Regions from separate parts of the Homo sapiens genome. Here region 2 is linked to region 1. Evidence: chromatin contacts called from ENCODE Hi-C or POLR2A ChIA-PET data. All regions are on one chromosome and are shown on one strand. The core of a region is the stretch at or near the end of the contact, and the rest is flanking DNA. Distances in the headings are between cores, read along the strand shown. Region 1 has its middle 76 kb from the start of MIR4522. Region 2 has its middle 8.0 kb from the start of NOS2.

Evidence for each region. A loop is a pair of places that touch in the nucleus more often than their neighbours do. ChIA-PET counts read pairs that join two places held with the same protein, here RNA polymerase II (POLR2A). Pooled maps may share reads with other maps.
Region 2: a map with no recorded cell type shows a loop between it and region 1 (14-fold over the local background). The contact joins two enhancer-like sites. A Hi-C loop is called at or near these places in 2 of 37 single-sample maps with no recorded cell type and 5 of 50 pooled maps. POLR2A ChIA-PET finds 5 or more read pairs at or near these places in 1 of 52 experiments (OCI-LY7).

Annotation. Positions count from the first base shown.
Region 1 is chr17:27,214,191-27,222,136 of GRCh38, reverse strand. No RefSeq gene overlaps it. Among named protein-coding and RNA genes, the nearest start is that of MIR4522, 76 kb to the left of the region's middle. RefSeq lists enhancers at 2,969-3,018, 4,107-4,456. Within about 2 kb of position 4,401, at least 5 of the 41 ENCODE cell types and tissues checked have a DNase peak (open chromatin) inside an H3K27ac peak, as active enhancers do.
Region 2 is chr17:27,804,585-27,812,530 of GRCh38, reverse strand. No RefSeq gene overlaps it. Among named protein-coding and RNA genes, the nearest start is that of NOS2, 8.0 kb to the right of the region's middle. RefSeq lists enhancers at 1,917-2,246, 1,674-3,719, 4,333-4,452, 6,198-6,217, 6,134-6,373 and 4 more, a silencer at 3,635-3,797 and promoters at 1-7,946, 3,714-7,946. Within about 2 kb of position 4,315, at least 10 of the 41 ENCODE cell types and tissues checked have a DNase peak (open chromatin) inside an H3K27ac peak, as active enhancers do.

The DNA of each region.
Region 1 (7,946 bases), core at 3,152-5,651:
ATTTTTGTATTTTTTGATAGAGATGGGGTTTCACTATATTGTCCAGGCTGGTCTTGAACTGCTAGGCTCAAGCAATCTGCCCACCTTGGCCTCCCCAAGTTCTGGGATTACAAGTGTGAACCACTGCACCCAGCCTACCTATTTATTTTCTTTCATTTTATTTCAATATTCAAATTTTATGTTTCTTCTTATGCAAATTTTGGCATTTTATACCCTTCTAGCAATTTATCGTCATCTAGATTTTAAATTTTACTGGCATATAGTTTATAGTATATTTTTCTTAAATTTTAAATCCCCTTTTTGACTGTATACTATCTCCTTTTCATTCTGTGTCATAGTACTTTGAATTTCCTTAGTCTCTCTCACTCTCCTCCCCATGATCAGTCTTTTGGAGAATTATTTTTTGTTTTATCAATCTTCTTTATAATATTTTGTTCTCTATTTTATTGATTATCATTCCCTTCCATCTTGTTTCTTTAGGCTAACTCTATTGTTTTGTTTCTAAATTTTCAGTTAAACACTTATCTCATTAAAGAAAAGGAAAAGCTTTCTAGTTTTTAAATTAATGTATCTATACCTACAAATTCCCTTCTAATTACAGCATTAGAAAGACACAAAGTGCTTTCATTTTTGTTTAGTTCTAAATATTTAATAATTTTCCTTATGATTTCTTCTTTATGTAAACTTTTTTTAGACACACGTTTTAGTTTACAATTACATGGAACTTTTAAAGGGAATTTTCAAAATTCATTTTTAATTTTATTACATTATAGTTAGAGAAAGTCTACATGATATGAACTTTTTGGATCTCCTTGAGGTTTTCTCTGTTGTCTAGTTCAGGTCAATTTTATTATTATTAATTTTTGAGACAGAGTTTTGCTTGTTGCCCAAGTGGGACTGCAATGGCACCATCTCAGCTCACTACAACCTCCGCCTCCCAGGTTCAAGCGATTCTTCTGCCTCAACCTCCCAAGTAGCTGGGATTACAGGCATGCACCACCATGCCCAACTAATTTTGTATTTTTAGTAGAGGCGGCATTTCACCATGTTGGTCAGGCTGGTCTCGAACTCCTGACCTCAGTTGATCCACCCACCTCAGCCTCCCAAAGTGCTGGGATTACAGGCGTGAGCAACTGCACCCAGGTCAATTTTTGTGAATGTTTCACATGTACTTAAAAAAATGTAGTTCTTATGAGTGATCAATTCTATTTATGCTTATTAGATCAGGCTTATTCAAATGTTCTTCATCTTTGCTTAACTTTTTGCCTATGTGAAATATAGTTTTTGAAAGAGGTGTTTCAATATCTAGAAATATTAATTTATTTTTTCACCCCATACTTCTGCCAGTTATTAGTTTTTCTTGTCTGGACCTATGTTGTGTAGTGCATGTACACTCCTGAGGTCAGGAGTTCGAGACCAGCCTGGCCAACATAGTGAAACTCCATCTCTACTAAAACTACAAAAATTAGCCGGACATGGTGACACATGCCTTATATTCCCTGCTACTCGGGAGGCTGAGGCAGGAGAATCGCTTGAACTCAGGAGGTGGAGATTGCAGTGAGCTGAGATCATGCCACTGCACTTCAGCCTGGGCAATAAAGTGACACTCTGTTTCCAAAAAAAAAAAAAAAAAAAAGAGAGCCTACATTTGTACAACCCTGCCTCACTTATCTCATGCTAATCCCAGCCCCATAAAACTTTTCCTGCAAAAACACGCAGCTGGCCTATGGGCTGTAGTTAGCCAATTGGACTTTTTGAAATATTGCATTACAATATTATTACTCTTGATTACTGAGTTTTCTGGAGTCCTTTTAACCCATATCACCCTGGCCCTGACCTTGCCTAGGTTCTGTGTGTGACTCAAAGAAACAATATCCATAAAACATTTTGGGGATAAAAGGAAGAGATGATATAAGGCAATATTGGGGAATACTGTTAATGTTTAGGTGATAATGACATTGTGACTGTGCAGATGTCCTTACTTTTTTGGAGATGATGTCAGCAAAAAATATAGATCATATATATAAATGAAACAAATGGGCCAGGCGCAGTGGCTCACGCCTGTAACCCCAGCACTTTGGGAGGCTGAGGTGGGTGGATCATTTGAGGCCAGGGGTTTGAGACCAGCTTAGCCAACATGGAGAAACCCTGTCTCTATTAAAAAATTACAAAAATTAGCAGGGTTGTGGTGGTGCATGCCCATGATCTCAGCTATTCGGGAGGCTCGAGGCACAAGAATCACTTGAACCTGGGATGCAGAGGTTGTAGTGAGCCAAGAAACAAGAAGCAAAATTTTAATAATAATTGAATTTTGTTCCTGGGTATATATAGGTGTTCATTGTACTATTCTTCGTAAGTTTCCATGTGTTTAAAATTTTTCATGTTAAAACACTTTTAGAAACACTTATACAAGCCAAACTTTATATAATAGACTTCAGACCATCTAGAAGAGGCTAATTTGTTACTACATAGCTGGACGGTAAGGATGGAGGTACCTCATTTGCCCTAAAACTAGCCCTAACCCGATCCTACTCCTTCCAATGCCTGCTGCCTCAGACGTAGCCTGTCCTTGCTCCAGGCCCAGGAGGAGCTAGGGGTAAGGGCACAATCAAGTTTCAATTTAGCTACTCAGAATCCAAATTAATAAATATCATTTCAGGCACTTCTGCTTTGTCTGCCTTTTTCCTGATACTTTCTCAGAGATGCCCAATGTAAAACAAGCCAGCCTCACATCAGACCTAGAGGAAAGGAAAATGTGATCTTTTTTATCACACAGAGCAGAGACTGTCGCAAATGGGCCTCAGGTGACGCAGTAGCTGTTGCTGCCCGTTTTACTTGCTGCAGCTCCTGGGGCCTCATCTCAGACCTACTGAATCTGAAACTCTGGGGTGCGGCCTAGCAATCTGTGTTTTAACAAGTCCTCTGGGCGATTCTGATGCACACTAAAGTCTGAAAACCACAGATGCAAAGAGACACAGAAATGTGTATGAATAGGCTTGTTTCATTTGGTCCTTCCATTTTATCAGTATGTAGCCTGTGTTTCATTATACCTGTGGTGGATATGCTAAAAAGCATTCTACAATGACACTCTCATGTGCATAATTCTGAGAGAGAGCTTCCATTAGAGTGTGCTCAAGAACCTGCAGGAAAGCGTTTCAGAAAAGTGCCAGTGTCACTTTAAGGAGCCACTCTGAGGGGAGATAAACCCAAGGATCATGGGCTGTTGCCAAATCTGTGGTGTCTTCTAACCTTGTGTGTCTTTTTGAGCTTGGTCATGTTTTGCAGAGAGCCATGGAGACCTGTAGTGTAGGTGTCTTATAGACATTTTCAAGTTTTTATGAGGCTTAATAAAAACTTGAAAATGCCTGCAACTATTTTATAGTTGTTTTAATTTATAAAAGCTTCCCAGCTGATGTTACATGCAGCCTGGACACTGCTCTAGTGTCCCTGACAAGTGAATATCTTTGATAAAAGTGTAAAGGAATTAGTAGAGTACCTTTGATAAAGTGCAAAGGACTCTTTGCTTCTTTCTGTTTCACACACATACATAGACACACACACACACACATATTTGATATGTATACATATAGAAGAAACAGAAAGAAACAAAGAGAGCTCAGTGAGGACATTGGGAGCAGGCTTTTGGATGGGATGGTGTGCTTCATCCAATGGAGCCCCCAGTTGGGCCCTGCTTCTACTTCCAGCTCCAAGCACTCCACACAGGGAGGCCTGAAGCAGCCACTGGCTCCCCTCCACCTCCTAGACCAAAGCAGCCTCCATCTGGCCTCAAAACATGGAGCTGTTGCTGCCCCCAGCCACAGCTGGCCCAGTTGCACTCATGCCACCCATTTGGCCTTCACATGATTGAGGCAGAAGATAAACACAGATGGGGCAGGTGAGCAGCAGGAAGTGTGCTGAATTTCCATCGAGGCAGGAAGTGCCCGTGCTGCACTATTTGAAGACAGTTTATCTAAAAACAATAAAAAAAATTCTTCTCCACTGGATCTGGATCCCCCTCTGGTGGAGATGGTTCTCCCCAACTGGGAGCCTGGGCGTTTTCATGAGTGGGCCACTTTCTTCAGGTGCAGGAGGCTGCAGGCTCCTCAAAGGGCGCATCTCCAAGGTGGGTCAGAAAATGCCACCTTCTAAAATAAAAATGAAAATGAATCACGTGCTTAAACTATGCTAAATGATGACTTGTAATCATGCTTCTGGGGTTTCTCTAGTATCAGCAAGGGGACTAAAATGTGACATAAATTGCAATTCAGGGATTGTGGTAGGCCTGAGTTAATGCACACCTGTTGTGGTGGACATTTGTCAATGTTTGTGGCAGCCTAGCATCTATGCCTTCCCTCTATCTGGGGGAAATTCCCACTGCGTCAGTCACAGCAAGCTACGCCTCCCTCTAGGGAAGTAGGAAGGTCTAGAGACTAACCTCTTCCCCAACACGCTTTTAGTTAGCACAAAGGCAAATGAAGGGCTGGCCAATCAGATGCTGTCACCCTAGACTTTATATTTGGAATAAATGTGTGGTGTGAGGCAAAGATGAATGGAAAGTTAGAATCCATGTGCACTGGAAGGATTTGGCCAAGGCATCCTGGTAGGATTGTTCCTGCTCAAAGATGATTATCTTGTATTCTGCTTCTTGGGCCTCTGTATCTTTTTTTTTTTTTTTTTTTTTTGCCCATATAGTTACCTTTCTGTGTGTACATGTGTGCATGTGCGTGAAGGCAAATTTAAAATATACAGTACATTTTTATTAGTCATAGTCACTATACTGTACACCCTGTCCCTATCTTCATTTTTATAATCTGTTTGTTGCTTCTTATAAATTCAAAGTGGCCTTGTAATCTCTTTTCTGTTTACAATAATCAGAGTTGTTTTCTGCTGCTTGCAACCAATAATTGACTATATACACATGTTTGGAAGGCATAGTATAATGCTGATTTTCAGGTGCTATAGGGATACCAAGATGAATACAGTCTGGAATGCACTATACACAGTGCATGAGAATACAGGCTCCATAGTGAGACAGGCTTGAGTTCAAGTCTTGTCTCTGCCACTCACTAGCTGGGTGACCTTTCACCTGTTCCTTTATCATGACTGAGTTTCATTTCCTCATCTGTAAAAGAGAACTACTAAATTTAAAAATTAACTGTGAGGGGCTGGGTGCGGTGACTCATGCCTGTAATCCCAGCACTTTGGGAAGCTGAGGTGGGCAGATTGCTGGAGTCCAGGAATTTGAGACCAGCCAGGGCAACATGGCAAAACCCCATCTCTACAAAAAATTAGCCAGATGTGGTGGTGTGCACCTGTAGTCCTAGCTACCTGGAAGTCCGAGGTGGGAGGATCACCTGAGCCTGGGAGTTCCAGGAGGCAGTGAGCTGAGATCACACCACTGCACTCCAGCCTGGGTGACAGAGTGAGACCCTGTCTCAAAAAACAAAAAAAATTAGCTGGGTATGATGGCTCAGGCCTACAGTCCTGCTTGGGTGGGGTGTGGGTTGAGGCCGGATGATCACTTGAGCCCAGGAGTTTGAGGCTGCAATGTGCTGTGATTGTGGCAATGCCCTCCAGCCTAGGTGACAGAATGAGACTGTCTCTAAAAACAAACCAAAAAGCAAAAATAAATTAAAAATAAACAGGGACACTACTCACATGATTGTTATAAGGATTAATGAGATGACAGTTGTAAAGGGCTCAGCACAGTGCCTGGTTTGGATAAGTACATGAAAAGTGTTGGCTCTGATGATGATGATAATGATTTTCTTTTTCTCTTTGATGATGATTCTTAACTGCAAGGAATTTATGATCTTGTAGGTCTGGCTCACATTCACTAGTTCTTCTCAAACTTCTATGGTAGAAATCCAGGGACAAGTGATGCTGTAACAAAAGGCAATCACTACATGGGGTCTAGAAATGGAGAGCCAAAGCATAAGACCATTTGTCAGTCATTCAACCAGTGAGACCCACAGATATGTATTCAGATATTTACTGAGCTCTTATTATATGCCACGGCCTTACTAAGCATGATTTTAATGGATCTAATGGTGGGAGAAAAAAGCTATGTCTAGAAGAAACATGCACTCTTTAAGAAAGCAAGGTTAATTTTCCAGCCTAAGAGAAGTGAATTCCTCTCAAAACCATCCTCTTTCTTTAGTCATCAAATGTGCTCTGAATGCTCACTAACTTACTTTCCCAGGGACCTCACAGTCAGGAAGTAGATATCCCCTAAGTGTAGTTATCAGGAATCATGTTCCAGGTGCTGGGCTTCCATGAAAAATTAAGTTTCTAAACTTGTGAAGATAAAGACCAGATTTAACACTGACAGTTGACCTCACTAAGAGGCAGAAAGCCTGTGAGGCCCATCCTGTGCAGATACACCCGTACAGTCAAATACGTTTTGAGCACATCTTGTAGCCAGGCATCGGGCTAGGCCCAGGGAATATCACAGCGAATCGGATAAGATGGCCCCTGCAGTCTTGGTGCTTATTCTATGTTGAGGAAGAGAGATGCTCACCAAAGAATTACATAGTCATGCAATGACAAACTGTCATAAGTACCCCATAGGAGATGTTTAGGGATTTATGAGATCATGTAATAGGGAACACTGATCTAGTCTAGGGAGCTAGGGAGGGTTTTGATGAGTAGGAGCACGCCTGAGCTTTGACCTTAATGATAAGTAGTGTTGACTATGTGGAGAGGGGAAGAAGGAACAGGTAAGCCAGAGAAAACAACATCGATAAAGGCCTTCTGGTGAGAGAGAGCAAGGCCTGGGCACCCACCTAAGGTGTTGTGGGAAACATACAATATTACCTGTAAGACACAATAAATATTAGTGGATAGAACAATAAGCTATAAAAATCAACATTTATGTAGCCATTATTATATTCTAAGAAATTTAAAAATGTATTAGGTTAATTAACACTAGCTACTATAGCAAAGAACCCCCCAAATCTCTGTGGCTTAATGCAACAAGGATTCATTTCTCCCTCACCTCACAGTGAATATGAGTTGGGCAGCTCTCTTGGGCAATCTCCTCCTAGCTGTGACTCAGGGATCCAGGCTCTTTCTATCTTGTAGCTCCATAACTCCCCAGAGCCTTCTTGAAGTTCTCTCCTAGATCTTTTCTATCTGATTGCCCAACTAGTAAAGAAAGAGTGTGGAACATAGTGTGGGACATTTTGGGAACAGGTTTGTAAGTGGCGTATATCACATCCACCTCTGTCAAATGGCCAGAACCTTGTCAACCTGGTCCCAACCTGATTGCCATAGAGGCCAGGAAATGTAGCTGTCTTGTGCATGGCATGACACCGAATGTATTCTCTTAACCATACCCAATATTTGCCAAGAAATCTGTTTCAAAAATCGGATGTAAGTGCTTATGTAAGGTACTATTCTGGATGAAACACAAACCAAACAGAATCAGATAGAAATGGTCACCAGATTTAGGAGCTTACCCCGACAGGGCCAACTCTGGCCAGGAAACTCACAAATTTAGAGCACATTCTGTTGAAGAAGACCATTAAACCCAGGCAGTGATTGCCAACTCCCTGGGACTGGAGAGGGGGCCAAGGGAGAGGTTTCACATTTCTCAGGGTGCTTGTGTAGTCTGGATAGGCATAGTCTAAGGTGACTGTAGGAGATCGGTCAGGGTGGTGGGAAAAATTGTAGAAAGATGCAAACCTTCTTGGAAGGCCAGGGGTTTGCATGGTTTCAGAAGGGGGTTTAGCTGAAGGCACCTGAATTCTCTTAAGAGCGTGGGTTAGATAACAAGGGGATGTAAAGAAACTGATCTGGATAAGTTAGTTTACTTATCCCTCAGAAACTGGCCTTTAATCATCCGCACACAGGACTGCTCTCTCTGGGGAAGGCGACCATGTTTATTATCCCCAAGTGTGTTGACTCAAAGCCTCTGTCATTAAATCTGTTCTAAATAAAGGCCT
Region 2 (7,946 bases), core at 3,066-5,565, 590 kb before region 1:
TATGCGAGTGGTTCAACCTCTCTCGCCTCATGGAGAGAAAACCCAAGAGTCTTCATGTTCTACGTGGATTGATGGGTTCACCAAGAGATCATAAAAGCAGTGATTTGATAAAGTCATTAATAGGGCTGTAAAAAGGTTGATTGCCTTTCCAACAAAATTCGGCAAAGTTATTAGCTTCCTCAGAACCCTAGCCAATGCCGTATCAGGGTGCTTTCCAGGGTCGTCCCTTATCATAGTCCATACGCCTCTCCTTCCTCAATGCCTGCAAACTGCTGGCTCTCATTTGTGCCATAAAATAGCAGACTTCCTCAATTAACCAATAGTACCTGTGCCAGACTCTGTCATGGAGCTGCAAAAATGCAAGTTCCCTGAACAGGTTCTTCCAGAGAGCAAGAGGTTACGGTAAAACTCTGGGCAATAAGGAAGCTGGGCCACATGGCGGGAATCATGCAGCCTGGGGAGACTTTGGGACCCTGAAGGCAGTTCTCTCCAGGGCCTGGGTTCTCTCCACCCTGCCTGCCTGTGGCGTCCTGGTCTGGAGCTCAACCCCTCACTCCCTGCTCCTCCTGCAGCAACCTGCCCTGTACTCCCCACTGCAGGCTTCTTCTGCCTGCAGCTCCATCCGTCATCTCTCTGGGGGGCTTTTGGATACCAACTCTGCTATCAATCACCACTCTTCTGTCTCCAGTTCAAACCTGCAGGGCCTGAGGTCCATCAGGGTACCTCTGAGGCCACTGGCTGCTCCCTGGTGACATGCCCACCCTTGTCCAGGCAACTGGAGGGGTCACATGATACACATCAGGGAAACAGGCCAAGGAAACCCCTCAGAAGTGGGCCATGCCAGGGCAGATGGGCTAATGAGGAGTTCTTCCAGATAGGAGTTAAGTACTAAAGACAAAACAATTAATATGGAATTAAAGACACAACCAGGACCTGGAACAAAGTTGCAATCACAAAGCTGTCTGTGTTTCTTGCATTTTCTCCACCTCTTCCAACCCACTGCGGGCTTCAGTTTTCCCTTCTGTTAAGACTGAGAGCATGTATTTCCCACATTCCCTTCTTCATCCATGTGCATTAGATCATCCGGCAAGATAAACAGCAGCCCTGTGACATATATCCCCATTGTCCCCATGTTACGTATGAGGAAGGTGAGTCACATGGATGAGCCAAGAATCTTCCCTAAGTGGGCCTGGCTCACGGCGCTGCTGGCCTCTCGTAAGCAGCTAGTGGCAACCTCAGCTGAGCACTCCATAAATTAAGTGCTCAATGCTCACTGCAGGCTGGAGCCTCAAGTGAGCACCACTGCCGCCGCCAGTCCCCCGTTCCAGCAATTTATTTTAATCCCCTCTTCTTTTCCTCCTGACCTTTCAACTGCCCCAGGTAACAAACTATTTACATGGAAACTACCCAACAGACAGCTAATCTTGTACTGGTCTAGAACAGGGGCAGTAAATACAGGTCATTGGTCATCTGCCCAGGGCAGATGCGGGTGGCTACTTTTTCCTACTGAGCCTTAAAACTACAGAACTTTAACATTGATCTCACTGCAAGGCTCTGAGCAGCCATTCCTTGTCTATGAAGGTTGGCACAATGGATAAAATTCACTGGCCTTGGAATCTGATTCACCCTTCTGTGGGGTTTGCCTGGGGACCTGCAGTTGATCTCAGATCAGCACTAGTTAGATGCTGCCCTCTCTCCACACCCATCCAAAGGCCTAAATAGGAGGCTCAGGTCTTCCTGACAGTAAGAGTGGTGCTTGGGTATGCAAATGGCTGGGAGGATATCCTCTTCCGAAGCCTGTGACAATCCTCCCAGGGTTGCTCTGTGACTCCCACTCCCTCGATGACCTGCTGCAGCTTCCTGCCATATGTAAATCTCTTGCCTGGCTTTCCCCGTCCCCCCTCCTTTCCACTGCCCCACTTCTCAAGCTCTTTTCCAGTAGATAATTAGTGGAGTGGCATTTATATACACACTGGATGAGAAACAGACTGGAAAAACGAAACTCCTATTTATTGTGGACCTGCTATGTGCCACACCCTCTGCAGAAACTTGTGTGACTTTTCTCTTTCTCCTTCCATTTCACAGAAGAAGAAACTGAAACTGATGAGTAATAAAACTTGTGTCACCCAGAATGGGGCCCCCTCCAGGGCCTTCCACAGGCTTAGGGGAATCCAGGTCACCTGTGTGCTTAAGAGCCACCGAGGACGAAGGCAGATTGGACATCTGGAACCACGATGGTCAGGGGCAGGCTGCAGGTTGCTATGTCTCTACTTGATGCAGGTCCTCAGGGAAGCAGGCTGTCCCACCAAAATCAGAGCTCAGAACTCAGGGTCAGGTATCTACTCCCATATGTCCATCCATCCATCCATCCATCCATCCATCCATCCATCCGTTTGTCACTCACTCATTCGTCAATGGTCCATTGGCTACTTCACATCCACTAGAAGCTATATGACACAAAAAAGAAAGCCCATTACTGGTGTTGTCAAGGATGTGGACTGATTGGGACCCTCTTCCTATGCTGGTAGTGATATAAAATGGTGCAGCAGCCACTTCAGAAAATAGTCTGGCAGTACCCCAAAAAAGTTGAACATAAAGTTTCCCTATGACCCAACAATTCTATTCCAAGATAATTGAAAGTACATGTTCACACAAAAACCTGTACTCAAACATTTATATTTGGACAGCAATATTCACAGTGACCAAAAAATAGAAACAACCCAAATGGCCATCAATTGATGAATGGATGCATAAAATGTGGTATATCCATACAGTGGAATATTACTAAGCCATAAAAAGAATGAAGAACTTAAACATGCCACGTGAATGAACCCCAAAAACATTATAAGTGAAACAAGCTAGACACAAAGGGCCAAATATTATATGATTCCATTTGTATAAAACATCCAAAATAAGCAAATCTATAGTGAAAAAAAAGTAGATTTAGTGGTTTCTAAGAGTTGGGGGTAAGAAATAGGGAGTGACTGTTAATGGGTACAGGGTTTCTATTTGGGGTGACAAAAACGTTCTGGAATTAGATAGTGGTGATAGTTTCATAACTTTGTGAATATACTAAAAACCACTGAATTATACTCTTTAAATGGGGGAATTTAATGGCACGTGACTTTTTATCTCAACAAAACAAAATCCACTGAGCACCTAGTCTGGGCCAAGCATGCTGCTGGTGCTGCAGAGATGTGAGACATGACCTTGGCCTTGGGAAGCTTGTGTCTAGTAAAAGAGACAGAGCAGTGAGACCACAATTAAAACAGTGGGATCAGTGTTGAGGAGAGGGGAGCCTAAGGGATTTGGGGAACCCCAAGGGGCTTGAGGATGGAGGGTCAGGGGAGCCCCTAGAGGCAACAATGCCATGAAGTAAAGCAGAGTCTGAAGGGGATTCGAGTCAGGGCAAGGGTGGGCTAGGGAGCTGTCGGGAAGGACATTCCAGCAACAGGGAACAGTGTGTGCAAAGGCATGGCTTACTAGAGAGCTCCTGGAGTTGGGGGGAGCTCTGAAATGCAGGCCAGGATGAGACAGGCTAGACACAGGTATTGGAAGCAGAAGTTCAAGGTTCTTCCTTCCGGCATGGGAGCTTCCCTTGTAAGCTCAGCAGGAGGACAGCCTTTCCTCCTGTTGGGGACTGTCACCTCCTCTGAGAGTACTCCCCCAGGCTTCCCTGCCCAACCCCGCCCCCACCTGGCCTCTTGGGCCCTCCCGGGAGCCCCTGGGGAACTCCTGCATTGCTCAGTCCTTCCTCCAGGGCCCTGACAGCATCACAGATCATTTCATTGATTTTCCTGCCTCTTCCCCAGGAGCTGTCTTTGCCCTTTAAACAGTTGTTGTCTACAAGAGCTTGGTCTTGGGTGAGAGAGGGCTGCCTTGAGCCTCAGACCGGTGGTGTCCCTAAGATGCTCCTCCCAGAAGCATTTGGAATCAAATGGACCTGAATCTTGGTTCTGCAGCTTTAGCTGTATGATCTTGGGAAAAATTCTTTAATCTTCCTAAGCCTCAATTTTGTCATCTGTAAAATAGGGTTGACACAGCTCACCTCACAGTGTGGTGGTGTGGAATGCATGAGATAACACATTAAAAAGGCCCTGGCAGTCAGCTGGGCATTGTTTCTTGAGCTCCAGCATGTGCCAGGTGCTGGGAGAATAGCAGTAGGCAGAGCCAGCCAGCTCGGTGCTGCTGCTCTGCTAAAGCTACAGCTACGCTCCGGCTCTGGCAAGATAGGAGCGTGCTCAAGCTGAACTGCAGGGCAGGTGCTGCGTACATCCTCTCGCTACTCCTCCCCAAGGCTTGAGGAGGTGGGGACTCTGTGATTATCCACACTTTACAGATAAGCAAACTGAAACCAAAAGTAACCTCTCCAATGCCCACAGATGAATTTAGGTGGCAGGCCTGAGACTTGTCCCTGAGTCTGCCTGACAGTGGCCTCTGCCGTTATTAATAGCTTGCCCCCCACAGCCTCCCACTCAAATTGCTGGAGGAATTACCCTTCCTCCCTTCCTCCAATTCTTCCTTCACCCACCAAGAGCCAGACCCCACCTCTGTTTCAAGAGTGAGCCGCTCAGCTTTGGCCAACCGTCCTAGCATTTCGATGCACTTGGCCTGTCCCCCTGGTTTCCACTCTGTTTTTAAGGAGGCAGCCCCTGTCCCCCAAATGCACCGCCTCCAACAGGCTCTGGGACTCATCTTGCCATCTCTATTGGCAGCAGAGTGGGGAGGGAGAGAGACAGCCAGCTTGTCTGCCATCACTCACCACTGGATCCCCAGGGCCCAGCTTGGAAAACTCACGGACGATGCTCAGAAAACCGGTGTAACTCCTGCAGAACAGCCAGGGGCGTGGGCAGCCGCCCTCTCTGTGCCTCCTGTAATGAAAATGGGTGCTAGAGGCTCTTTTCCTTTGGGAAAGGTGAATTACTGGCACAGCCACACGTCTGAGATAGTATTTCAAAAAGTAAGGAGTCACTTTTTATATTATAAAACTAACATATGCACAGATAGCAAATACAGAGAAGGGTAAAGAAAAGATAACTATTGCCCATAATTCTACCACTTTTTAATATTTTAGTATTTTTTTCTCACATTTTTTCTGTCTTTATTTTACATGTTAGGGGTTATCATTTTTCTACTGATATCATGAACATTATTTCTTATCATAAAGACTCTTTTTTTTTTTTTTTAAGAGATCAGAGTCTCACTGTTGCCTAGGCTGGAGAGTGCAATGGTGCAATCATAGCTCACTGCGGTCTCTTAATTCCTCAGCTCAAGTGATCCTCCCACCTCAGTTAGTAGCTAGGTCTACAGGTGCTTGTCACGATGCCCAGCTAAATAAATCCTTTTTTTTGAAACAGGGTCTCACTTTGTTGCCCAGGCTGGGGTGCAATGGTACAATCACAGCTCACTGCAGCATCGACCTCCTGGTCTCAAGCGATCCTCCCACCCCAGCCTCTCGAGTAGCTGGGACTGCAGGTGTTCACCACCACACTTGGCTAATTTTTGTAATTTTTGTATTTTTTGTACAGACAGGGTTTTGCCATGTTGGCAAGGCTGGTCTCAAACTCCTGGGCTCAAGCAATCCTCCCATCTTAGCCTCCCAAAATGCTAGAATTTACAGGCATGAGCTACCACACCTGGCCAAAAAATTCTTAATACACTTTTTTTTTGGCCACGTAATGGTACACTATAAAGCTGGCCTGGTGTGCCTTTCTCTATGCTGATCACTTGGGTTGTTTCTGGCTCTCGTAGAGAGCGATGCTCCAGACATCTCTGTGCACACAGTGGTCAGGCTCTGCAGAAGTTGCCAGTCGTTGCTACATTCTGCCTTTCAGGGGCACTCTGGTGGGGAAGATAACTTTTCCAAGAGCATCAAAGACCAGATATGTATGAGGTGGGGAGACTCAGAAAGCCCAGATACCACAGCTGGAAAGGCCTCAGAGACCCTTAACTGAGGAAAGGGAGGCCCGGAGGGCTTATGTGGCCTAACCAAAGATGCAGCGCTTCTTAGGGAAGGATACAAGAGGGTGGGCTTAGCTGAAGCTCTTGGCATTTAGAACTTCTTGGATCAGCATCCAGCACCCTCAGAGGCTGTACCTGGGGAGGAGGTACCTCTCTTCCTCCATTTGACCCAATTCTAAACCCCCTGTAGCAGTGACGTCTGTCTTCGTCTCATTCCAGTGCACTTTGTGAATTCTAGAGGGCTTTCCCAGAACCAAGGAAGGCTGCTCTGCCCACAGCAGGCCTTGGGAATTTAACCTCCCTGGGAGCAGCCTCAATGAGTGATGCTCTGGAACTGCTGGGTCAGTAGCCCAGCCCCTGGCCCCTTGGATGGGATCATTTGAAGCCCTGTTTTCTGCACCATTTTTCAAGTTCCCTGGTGGGGCTGAGTCTGGTTGCAAATCGTGAAAGCTGCCCTATAGTACTTTTACCAGCTGCCTCCCTTTCTCTGTCTCACTTCCTCATTCCCCTCCTGATGTCCCCTGCACTTCCCAGATACACTACTTGCCCCTGAATCTTGCCCCTTGAACCATCACACCCTGGGACTACCCCAGGTGCCACTCTGTTTGTTGTTTCTCCGCCTAGAAGGACGGGCACCCAGGAAGCAAAACGGGAGGGCAGGGAAGGGAGGGTGTTCTGGGGAGGCTTGACAAGAAACGAGGCTTTTAAAAGAAACAGCAGCAAAGTGCCAGGCCTGCACCAGCCAGCTTGAGTCACACTCCAGGGACTCAGCAAAGCTTGTCCACCTTCCTGGTCCACCCTGGGCCTGTCCATCCTGGAGTGACCACCGGGCGTTTCCAGTAAAAATCCCTTCACTTCACTTCCGTCATCTCCGAGTCAGGCAAGGTGGTGGAAACCGGGGAAGACCTCAGCTTCGGAGCTGCTGGAATTTGTGTGACTCACGCCCTCCAGTGGTCACTTGACAAATGACATAGGGCTCACGGTCTGGGGACTTGAGCTTGTTAGGGCCTCAGAACCGGGAGGGTCCCAGGAATGCCTCTTCTCAATGCCTTCCTTTGACAGCTGAGTGGAGTGAAGGCCCCACAGGACACGTGACTCGCCACGGGACATGCACACACACAAATAGAGAGTAAGAGCCACGCCCCTGTGTTTCCTTCACGTCCCACCTTTATCATTTGTGTCACATCTGCATGCACCTATACTGTTATTTGCTTAAACATTTTACCTTAAACTGGCTCTCTTTAAACCTTAAATATATTTCTAAAATAAAATTTTTATCACTTTCTGTGAGGCGGGGCACACAGTAGGAACTCCGTCTCCTCCTTCCATGGCCTTGCACAGAGCTGGCACCAGACACTGACATGGAGGGGAGAACATTCAACCCCAGGTAATCCTCAGCTCCTACCTTGATCTCAGTTTCCCACTCTCTCATTGTCACCTCTCCTTGCCCCTGGGTGTACTCACCTGTAGCAAAATGGGTAAGCACACAGTGGGCGCACAAGTGGGGTCCAGTCAAGGTCTCAGACCTGGGTCAGTCCTCAGCTTTGCCACTTACAAACTGAGTGACATTGAGCTGGTCGCTCAAACTTTCTGTGTCTCGGTTTCCTTATTGGTGAATTGGGGATAGTATTATAATAGTACCTGCCACACAACGTTGTTGGAGGATTAACTGAGATAATAAATGGAAAGCCCAGGGCCTGGCTGTATTTATGGAGCAAGCACCAGAGCAAGTGCAAGCTGGGACTCCAGGGTTGTAGCCCTGCCACCACCTGACTGTGTGGTCTTGGACAAGTCATTTGGCTTTGCTTAGCCTCAATTTCCCCATCTATAAAATGGGGCTAGTGATCATTCCCACCCCATAGGACTGTTGTGTGGATTAAATGCTTGGTATGTTTAAGTGCCTTGCTCAGTAAACGTTAGCTCTGATCAATTGTTTTTGTAGAAAAGCCTTCAAAGTTGCTAACTTCCGAGGGCTAACTGGATCT